2 separate regions of the Homo sapiens genome follow, and region 2 is linked to region 1. A link is a contact called in ENCODE Hi-C or POLR2A ChIA-PET data. All regions are on one chromosome and are shown on one strand. The core of a region is the stretch at or near the end of the contact, and the rest is flanking DNA. Distances in the headings are between cores, read along the strand shown.

Region 1 (5,246 bases), core at 1,491-3,990:
GCCCGGCCCTGCCTCTTCTCTGCACACACGCGGCTTGCACCGTCAACTCCCCAAGTTCTCCAGATCGCCTCCTCCCGGGGCAGGGCGGGTTAACTCAGATTCTTAAGACTCAAGTCATCACGTCTCTTACGGGAAGAGGGCTAATGAAGGTCTCCTATGGCATGCAAGCCAGAGAAATTAATCATCAGGTCTCATCTGGAGTGAGCAGGCATGATCCTCCCAGCCCCCAAAAACCCCTGGCCGGGCGCAGTGTTTATTTTCCAACCTAGACACCAGATGGCAGCAGTACCCGGTTCAAAATCCAACAACAACACAGTGGGGTACACGCAGCTCAACTGACGACTTTTAATCCAGTTCCAGTAGTCTACGCCCGTCCCCACGGTCCAACCAACTCCAGCAGATGGGACCTACACCTTCGATCACACTGTCTCATCCTGCCGGGAAACCCCACTCCCAGTAGGTCCCACAGTCCCCCACAAAAACACCAACCAAAGTAGCACCTCCACCCCCAGGTGCCAATGGAGGGAGCGCCCCAAACGTGGCAGCTATGAAATCAAAGGGGGACATTTTAAATGCAACGAGGGGCTGGAGACAGAACAGAGAAAGAGACGAGGGTCGGTGGACCCCTCGGGGACCACACGCCCCAGGTCAGCAGCAGCCGCAGCACAGCAGGCTCAGGGTGGCGGAAATTCCTGATTAGCAAGCGCCATCTCCAGACTCTGAATAAGCTAATCCAAATTTTTAGAAACAAACACTCGCAGGGTCTGATGCTTAACCGGTACAGGCTGAGAGCAATTGGTGGTGGATGTTTAAAAAAGAAAACCTGGTCCCCTCCGTCCTAGCTACCAGATGGTCCTGGGCCCTTTCTCGAAAATTCCTCAGCCTTCCATCGGCCACCTCCAAAACTTCTTTCTCTAGCCATTATTTTGAGGCGGAGCTTTGAAAAAAGAAGTTTAAAAGCCCAGACCCTATAGATTCGAGGGCCAGCCGCCAGCCCAGCGTGTCAATCTGTGAGTCCTCCCTTTGTTCCTTCCTCTCGCAGGCATTTGAGGTTTCTGTGGACTTCTCCTTCCGGGAGAGATGAAGTGGGACCGGACGAGGTTGTTGGGGGGGGAGGTGGGAGGGAGAAAGTATCGGCTGGTGGCTGCAGAGGCGCGAGGCCTGGACCAGGCATAGAACAAAGGTGCTGGCGGCGGGTGTACCTGTTTGCCCCTGTAGAACAGCCTCTGCAGGCCTGGCTCCACGTGGAACAGCTCCTGGATCTTCCGCCTCAGCTCCTCCACCTTGGTCAGCCTGGACAGCGAGTCCACCGTGTGGGTCTGCCTCCCGTCCATGGTCCGAACCTGGATCCACATGGTGTCGGCGCTGAGGGGAGGGACAGCAAAAACCCCCATCAGTTTTACCAGCACCTCTGAGCCATGCCATGCTCTAAGGAGTCGGGGTTGCTTTTGTCCGGCCTGTGGACACCAGGAAACTCCCAGGATGCCCTTCCAGTCCTCCTGTACAGCCAGACCCTGGCCAGGACCAGACACAACAAATTAAGCACTTAAGGCATTAACGACTAGCCAAGTGTTGAAGATTGAGGAGGAAGGAGAATGAAAAGAGGGAATTGAAAGAAAAGCAGAAGGTCCAACCCATCCCTCCTTCCCCACGACCAGAGGAGAAAGGAGGCCCGGGCCAAGTGGCCGAGTTGGTTCGTTTATTCATTCATTCATTGATTCATTCATTCCTCGGATTCCTATTTACGGAAGAGGGAATCCCAGAAGTCCAGCGCGGGCCGGAACTTCAGAAGTCCCGGGGGAACTCAACCAAGTGCCACTGAGAGGGAAAAACCCCACCCGAGATCCGCGGACCCCGGGACCCCTCGGTGCCCACGCCCCCCCTCCTTGCCGGCCCCCCCCGCGCGCGTGCGCGACCGGGCCCGCCCCGCGGTGGCCATGGTAACCGGCCGCCCCGTCCCGGCCACCCGCGAGCGCGCGCGCCCCGCGACTCACCTCGACCTCCAACCCCCGGCAGCTCGCGCCCCTCCAAACCCTGGACCCTCGGCGTCCCTCCCGCACTCCCACTGGCCCGCGCGGGTCGCGCCAGCGAGCCCACGCCCACCCCCGCCGCCGGGACTACAGAGGGGGCCCCCGCTCGTCAAGTCCCGCCCCCCTTCACTTGAGCCGCCTCTTATTGGCTCCGCAGCACCCGGCCGCCCCGCCCCGCTCGCTCCCCATTGGCCCAGATGCTCCCGGGGAACTCAGGGCGCGCGAAATCGGGCTCGGGCGCGACAATTGAATCGCGGGGCGCCCCGCGCGCAGGCGCGGAGCCTGACATCCTCCCCGGCGGCTCGCCAGGCCCTCCCCCACCCGGCGCGCTCGACCCCCCGCCGGGCTCCGGGGACGCAGCGCTGGTCCCGGCTCCAGCCGGATGTGTGCCGGGGAACGATTCCCGAGGGTTAGGTGGAAGGGGAGGCCCTGGATCCCGGGACAGAGTGCGGGACATGCGTGCGCCCGGGCTGGCCGCGCGGGAAAGTTTTGCAAAGTTCCCGAGCCCCGTGCGCCCGGCCCGGGCTGGCACCCCGACCCGGCCCGCCCGCTCACCTCTCCGGTCGCCGCGAACAGCTTGTCTGCCTGCGCGCGTGGCCCGGCTGGGGATGGCGATGAAACCGCGTGCGTGGCCCGGACCCCGCGCGGACTTGCGTGCGACCCGGAGCGCCCGCTCGGCAAACGCTGCCCGCCGCGCTGCCAGCTGCTCTGATTTTTTTCCCGCGAAAACTCGGCATTTGGGAGTTGCGGGGCCGCAGGAGGCCGTGCCGGGGGCGGGCGCCTGCCTCCTGATTGGCCGACGCAGTGGCGGGAAGCGAGAAAGAGGGTGGGGGGCGCCCCCGCCTCTGTCCACGGCGCCTCCGCCTAGTGGGCCACGGCTCCGCCCAGCCCTGCGCGCTCTGCTGGGCGCGCCCAGCGTGCAAAGGGGCTGCGTGGCAGGGCCTGGTCACCCCCCGCACGTGGACACCCCAGGAGCCTTGGGGACCCCCAGGGTACAGACCCCCTGAACTCTTAAGTCCAAGTCCGTTCGCAGCCCCCCACTCGCACGCATTGACCAGTAGGTCTAAGAAGGCCGGAATCAATGTGTAAATACTGCGAGGGAATGTGGGGGGCCCCTAGGAGACCACCTGCACCCTGATGGCTCGCCCGATCGCCCCAAGCCCCACTGCCTGGCGTCAGGGCCTGCCAGGGCTCCCCACTCTACCCACCCGCAGGGCTTGTTTGCTGTCTTTTCCCGCCTCGTTTTCCCGCCTTCTCCAGGCTGTCCAGGCGGGCAGGGCTGCCCTGCCCCCTCCGCCCTGTCTGTTCCACTCTGACCAGTCCTGGCGGGCACAGGAGTGACCTGTGCTGGGCACCTACAAAGCAGCCGGACAGGTTGCTCAGAGCTGCAGAACCCAGCGGTGTACATGGCAGACCCAGTTGGTGGTCTCAGGGAGGGAAAATTCCTATCTGGGGGAGACAGGCAAGAAATGAATAACTAAAGCAGATAATTTCAGATGATTCCTTATAGGAGAGTGACCAGCAGCCATGTGGTGGGAGGCGGGGAGAGAGGATACTCTCTCACTGGGGCCACTGCGGTGGGCCTCTCAGAGAAGATGACATTTGAGCTGGAATCGGAGATGAGACTCCAAGGACAGATGGGTCTAGGAGGGAAAGTCAAACCCAGAGGCCGGAAAAGGCTTAGAGGTGTCCAGGGAGCAGGAAGGGGCTGGTGTGGTTGGGGCCCACTGAGCAAAGGGGAGGGGGAGTTGAGGTCAGAGGGGTGATATATAATACCTTGAAGGCCACCGGGGAGGACTTTGGTCTTTCCCTTGAGAGCTGTGAGCAGAAAAATGTTGAGTTCCCACTTAGCTTTTTACAGTTTCTTCGTCACTCTATTAAGTCTCCTCTATCTGGTCAGTGGGACTTCTGCTATGTCCCTAATATAGGAGACAGATCATGGCCCCCGAAGATATGCGTCTCTAGACCCCCACGTCCTCGCCCCCAGGATCTGTGAATACAGTGCCTTACACAGCTAAAAGGACTTTGCAACTTTGCAGGTGTGATTCAGTTAATGATTTTGAGTTGGGGAGCGTCTCCTGGGTGATCCAGGTGGGCACAATGTCCTTAAAAGGTCCTAATAAGTGAAAAAGGGATACAAAAGGTCAAAGTCAAAGGAGATGGGAAAGTGGAAGCAGGCTTTACAATGATCAGGCCAAGGGCCGGGCGCGTTGGCTCACACCTGTAATCCCAGCACTTTGGGAGGCCGAGGCAGGCAGATCACCTGAGGTCAGGAGTTCGAGACCAGCCTGACTAACATGGAGAAACCCCGTTTCTACTAAAAACACAAAATTAGCCTGGCGTGGTGGCACATGTCTGTAATCCCAGCTACTCGGGAGGCTGAGGCAGGAGAATCGCTTGAACCCAGGAGGCAGAGGTTGTGGTGAGCCAAGATCGCGCCATTGCACTCCAGCCTGGGCAACAAAAGCAAAACTCAGTCTCAAAAAAAAAAAAAAAAAAAAAAAAAGATCAGGCCAAGAGGCAAGGAAGATGGGCAGCCTCTGGTGGCTAGAAAAAGCAAGAAAGACTCCTAGAACCCGCCCTGCCCCTAAAATTTATTTCAGACTTCTGACCTCCCAAACTGTAAGATGATAAATGTGTGGGCCGGGCGTGGTGGCTCACACGTGTAATCCCAGTACTTTGGGAGGCCGAGGCAGGCAGATAACTGGAGGTCAGGAGTCGCCAGACTAGCCTGGTCAACATGGTGAAACCCCATCTCTACTAAAAATACAAAAATTAGCCAGGTGTGGTGGCCGGCGCCTGTAATCCCAGCTACTCGGGAAGCTGAGGCAGAGAATTGCTTGAACCTGGGAAGCGGAGGTTCCAGTGAGCAGAGATCGTGCCACTGCACTTCAGCCTGGACAACAGAGCGAGACTGTGTCTCAAAAAAAAAAATTAGCTGGGCAGGGTGGTGTGTGCCTATAATCCCAGCTACTCAGGAGATTGAGGCAGGAGAATCACTTGAACCCAGGAGACGGAGGTTGCAGTGAGCCAAGATCGAGCCAGTGTACTCCCACCTGGGTGACAGAGCAAGGCTCTATCAACAAATAAATAAATGTGTGTTTTGCAGCCACTGAGTTTGTGGTCCTTTGTCATAGCAGCCTTGGGAAGCTCCTGCATTCTAATCCACGATGTCCAGATGGTGCTGTTCACTGTTTGCAACCTCAGTACACGATC
Region 2 (5,246 bases), core at 2,058-4,557, 3.3 Mb before region 1:
TAGAGACAGGTTTCGCCATGTTGGCCAGGCTGGTCTCGAACTCCTGATCTTGTGATCCGCCCACCTTCACCTCCCAAAGTGCTGGGATTACAGGCATGAGCCACTGCACCTGGCCGGCTTTTTGTTTCTTTTCTTTCTGTTGTTTTGTTTTTCAGAGATAGTGTCTTGCTCTGTGGCCCAGGCTGGAGTGCAATGGTGAGATCATAGCTTACTGCAGCCAGGACCTCCTGGGTTCAAATAATCCTCCCGCCTCAGCCTCCTGAGTAGATGGGACACAGGCATAAGCCACCACGTCAGGCCATGCATGACCTTCTTAGAAGGCCAGCAATCATTGGATCATATCACACTTTAATCCAGGATAACCTCATCTTAACTTGGTTACAACTGCAAAGACTCTGTTTCTAAATAAGGTTAAATTCACACGTGCCCAGCTTTAACAAATCTCCTTGGAGGACACAATTCAAACCACACTACCTACAAGCATTTTTTTTTTTTTTTTTGAGACAGAGTCTCGCTCTGTCGCCCAGACTGGAGTGCAGTGGTTTGATCTCGGCTCACTGCAAGCTCCGCCTCCCGGATTCACGCCATTCTCCTGCCTCAGTCTCCCGAGTAGCTGGGACTGCAGGCGCCCGCCACCACGCCTGGCTAATTTTTTGTATTTTTACTAGAGACGGGTTTTCACCATGTTAGCCAGGATGGTCTCGATCTCCTGACCTCGTGATTCACCCGTCTCGGCCTCCCAAAGTGCTGGGATTACAGGCATGAGCCACTGCGCCTGGCTGCATTTTTTTTTAAATGTGTTCATTTTTCCAAAAATTGACTCTCTAGAATCATGCTGGAAAGTTAAATGTAAACTATTGCATACAAATTTGCAGAGGAAAAAAATGCCTTCCCTTCAAAAAAAAAACCTTTCAATGAATTATTTCTTTTTTTGGTTTTGAGAGTTAGCTTGTAATCTCCATTATAGCCCGCATCTTGTTAACTACAGCATGGAATGGATTCATTGTCATATTGGTACTTTCCAGAAGATACAGTTCTTTCCCATCAATGCTTTTTGCCTCTGTTCTGGGGTTTTCGTGCGTGTTTAATTAGAGGGGGCTTCTTTTCTGGGATCAGTGAGCCAAAGCTAATGAACAGGCTCCTTGGTCAATCCAGGTCAGTACTGGGGGCGTTTGATGGGGAGGTGTGGGTGAGAACAGGATGTTCGAGGCATGAGTAGGATCCCAAAGAGGAAGTGTCCCTCAGCTGAGGGGGTGGGTGAGTGTGAAGAGGAGCTGTGGAGGAGAGAAGGGGCTCCACTGAAACAAAAGTTGGGCCGGTGTAGTGTGGCTCATGCCTGTAATTCCCATGCTTTGGGAAGCCAATGTGGGAGGATTGCTTAAGGGCAGGAGTTTGAGACCAGCCTGGGCAACATAGAGACCCCATCTCTACAAAAACAAACAAACAAAACCAGACCTGGCGGCACGTGCTTTCGGCCCCAGCTACTTGGGAGGCTGAAGTGGGAGGATCGATTGAGCACAGTTCTAGGATGCAGTGGGCTATGATGGTACCACTGCATTCCAGCATGGGTGACCCTGTCTCAAAAAAACAACAAGGCCAGGTGCAGTGGCTCATGCCTGTAATCCCAACACTTTGGGAGGCCGAGGCAGGCAGATCACTTGAGGTCAGGAGTTCGAGACTAGCCTGGCCAACATGGTGAAACCTCCTCTCTACTAAAAATACAAAAATTAGCCAGGCATGGTGGAGGGTTCCTGTAATCCCAGCTACTCGGGAGGCTGAGGCAAGAGAATTGGTTGAACCTGGGAGGTGGAGACTGCAGTGAGCCGAGATCGCACCACTGCAGTCCAGCCTGGGCAACAAGAGCAAAACTCCATCTCAAAAAAATAAAAATAAAAATTAAGCCAGGCGTGGTGGCTCATGCCTATAATCCCAGCACTTTGGGAGGCTGAGGCGGGTGGATCACGAGGTCAGGAGATCGAGACCATCCTAGCTAACACGGTGACACCCCGTCTCTAGGAAAAATACAAAAAATTAGCCAGGCGTGGTGGTGGGCACCTGTAGTCCCAGCTACTCCGGAGGCTAAGGCAGGAGAATGGTGTGAACCCGGGAGGCGGAGCTTGCAGTGAGCCAAGATCGCGCCACTGCACTCCAGCCTGGGTGACAGAGCGAGAATCCGTCTCAAAAAAAAAAAAAATAGAGTGACCAGGGCTGCAGGGTGGGAGGTGAGTGGAGAGAACGGAGCAAAACAGAGTCCGGTTCCGAGATGAGGGTGTCTGGAGTCTGGGGGACCCAGGGAAGGGAGGAGGGGGAGGCAGAGGATGGGAAGGTCTACCCCCCAGGCCTGGACTATGCTGGGCAGGCGGGCCTGGCTCGGTGCCCATCTCTGGGCAGGGAGCACAGGGTGAAAGCAGATCTGGAGGGAAGATGTGGCATTGGATGTTAGAAGGTGCAGATCTCCAGGGGGCTGTGGGAGGTGCACATAGAGGAAGCTCAGAGTGTGTGTCTGGGCTGGAGACAGGATGTCCTTGGTGTCTGCTCAGAAGGGAGGTGCACGGTAGTTGAAGGCCCCTTGGGTAAAGACAGGAGGAAGTATGGGGAGAAGCTAGTCCCAGCTGCAAGGCAGACACCTGGTTGGGGTGTGTTTCATCTCTCATGCCACTGTACTCCAGCCTGGGCGATAGAGTGAGACTCTGTCACAAAAAAAAAAAAAAAAAAAAAAAAGACAGGGTCTCACTCTGTTGCCCAGGCTGGAGTACAGTGGCATAATCATAGCTCACTGCAACCTCCAGCTCTCAGGCTCAAGCCATCTTCAGCCTCCCAAGTAGCTGGGACTACAGGTTCATGCCACATTTTAAATTTTGTTAGAGATGGGGTCCCACTAAGTTGCTCAGGCTGCAGACACTATTTGAAATGAACTCATCTGATCCTGCAACAGCCTTGTGAGGTGGGTCCTCTTAATTCCTCTTTGACAGGTGAGGAAACCGAAGCCCAGAGAGGTTAGGACACTGGCCCAAAGTCACACAGCCTGTGAGCCGCTGGAACCAGAACCTAGGAGCTGTGTTTCTGCTTTCGTGCAGACAGATGCATTTTCCTTTAATACTTCACTTTTTAGATGCAGAAGGGCAGGATCAGGGAGGTGGAGCGACTTGCCCAAGGTCTGGCAGTGAGTTAGTGGCCTTCCAAGCCTGTGTGTCTGAGCAAGGCTATGGGCTCTAGTTGAGAACGGGCAAAAACAGCGGTCTTGAAGGAAGCCTGCCTGATATCCGTGTCAGTGAGGATGTGGGCTGCCGGGCTGGGCGGTGGAGGAGGGTGGCTGGAGATAGGCTGGGGCATGTCAAGTCTGAACATTTAGAGTATGAACTAGACATAAGACAGCCCTGACTGGGCACGGTGGCTCATGCCTGTAATCTTAGCACTTTGGGAGGCTGAGGTGGGCAGATTGCCTGAGTTCAGGAGTTCGATACCAGCCTGGGCAACACGGTGAAACCCTATCTCTACTAAAATACAAAAAATTAGCCGGGCGTGGCGGCGTGTGCCTGTAATCCCAGCTACTCGGGAGGTTAAGGCAGGATAATTGCTTGAACCCGGGAAGCAGAGGTTGCAGTGAGCCGAGATGGTGCCACTGCACTCCAGCCTGGGTGACAGAGCGAGACTCCATCTCAAAAAAAATAAAAAAATAAAAAAATAAAAAATAAAAGAAATAGCCCTAACCCCACCCCCTTGTGACATCCCCAACTAGGCTGGACTTCCCCCATGTCTGCAACAGGCTGGGGCATCCTCCGGAAATGAGTGCGGGAGGGAGGCCAGGGCTGGGCCAGCAGAGTTGGGGGAGGGGATGGGAGTGCAGGGCTGGGGACACAGGAAGAGGCTGCAGGAAAAGAGGGGCAGTGTCCAAGCTCAGGGTCTCGGGACCTTTGGGGTTTCTGCCTTGTCCCCCTGCAACTCTGGAGGAGCAAGAGGCCTGGGGTTTCTCAGTTCTTTCCAGCCCAGGAGTCCCCTGGGGTGGCTCAGGGAGTGGGGACTTCCCTGGAGGAAAGGACCATGGAGTGAGCATCTAAACTTTTGCATTTGACTCAGAGCTTTGTCTCTTATTTTGTAAAACCCCAGTGTATGTGTGATATGTGTGCACTGACTACAAAAAAAAAAAAAAGAAAAAAGAAAGAAAAGAAACCTAGGCCAGGCACGGAGGCTCGTGCCTGTAATCCCAGCACTTTGGGAGGCCAAGGTGGGCGGATCACCTGAGGTCAGGAGTTTGAGACTAGCCTGGCCAACATGAGAAAACCCCATCTCTACCAAAAATACAAAAATTAGCTGGGCTTGGTGGCGGGTGCCTGTAATCCCAGCTACTCAGGATGCTGAGGCAGGAGAATCGCTTGAACCTGGGAGGCAGAGACTGCAGTGAGCTGAGATCATGCCACTGCACTCCAGCCTGGGCAACAGAGCGAGACTCAGTCTTAAAAAAAAAAAAAAAAAAACGAAAAACCCAAAAAACCTACTATCCCCATATATAACCAATTTGTGCTGTGCACCAACAAGAACCTGCTTTAAATTTCCATTGCAATTTACAACCCCCATATTATACCAGGCAAGGTTAGTGGCTGTTGAAAATACCACCAGGACAGGGCTATCTAAAGACACATTCAGTAGTGCATTAACTGTACAAAAAAAAAAAAAGACACTGTGTAGTTTCAAAACAAATCTTACACAGCCTTACATTTCAATTTTTTCTTTTCTTTCTTTTTTTTTTTTTTGAGACTGGGTCTCACACTGTCGCCCAGGCTAGTGTACAGTGGCGTGATCTCAGCTTGCTGCAACCTCCGCCTCACAGGTTCAAGCGATTCTCCTGCCTCAGGCTCACGAGTAGCTGGGACTACAGGCACAAGCCACCACGCCCGGCTAATTTTTGTATTATTAGTAGAGATGGGGTTTCACTATGTTGGCCAGGCTGGTCTTGAACTCCTCACCTTGTGATTCACCCACCTCGGCCTCCCAAAGTGCTGGGAGTACAGGCATGAGCCACTGTGCCCGGCCTCAGTTTTTTTCTTTAAAAAGAGTGAATTGTGTACAAGGGGGTTAAATGCTTAATGGAAAAGAAAAATGAAAGAAAGAAAGAAGAAAAAGAAAGAAAGAAAGAACGAAGGAAAAAGGAAGGAAGGAAGGAACTGCTAGAACCAACTTATTCATCATCGTCTTCTTAATCTTCCCAGCCCAAAGCCTCCTGGGCCCCTAGATCCGGGTAGGGGTGG

Evidence for each region. Hi-C counts contacts between places; a loop is a spot of excess contacts on that map. ChIA-PET counts read pairs that join two places held with the same protein, here RNA polymerase II (POLR2A).
Region 2: a map of B cell shows a loop between it and region 1 (13-fold over the local background). The contact joins the enhancer-like site here to the promoter of UHRF1 in region 1. A Hi-C loop is called at or near these places in 1 of 168 maps with a recorded cell type or tissue (B cell). POLR2A ChIA-PET finds 5 or more read pairs at or near these places in 1 of 52 experiments (B cell).

Annotation. Positions count from the first base shown.
Region 1 is chr19:4,906,995-4,912,240 of GRCh38, reverse strand. It overlaps UHRF1 (ubiquitin like with PHD and ring finger domains 1), which reads right to left and starts at 2,740. Exons shown (of 17, transcript NM_001048201.3): 1 at 2,586-2,740; 2 at 1,203-1,365. The coding sequence starts at 1,355. It also overlaps a transcript of ARRDC5 not described here. RefSeq lists silencers at 1,882-2,401, 2,902-2,981 and an enhancer at 2,801-3,707.
Region 2 is chr19:8,192,697-8,197,942 of GRCh38, reverse strand. No RefSeq gene overlaps it. Among named protein-coding and RNA genes, the nearest start is that of CERS4, 14 kb to the left of the region's middle. RefSeq lists enhancers at 2,388-2,487, 1,870-2,723, 3,098-3,147, 3,588-3,707, 3,998-4,087 and 1 more. Within about 2 kb of position 3,307, at least 16 of the 41 ENCODE cell types and tissues checked have a DNase peak (open chromatin) inside an H3K27ac peak, as active enhancers do; they include B cell, where a contact is called at or near this core.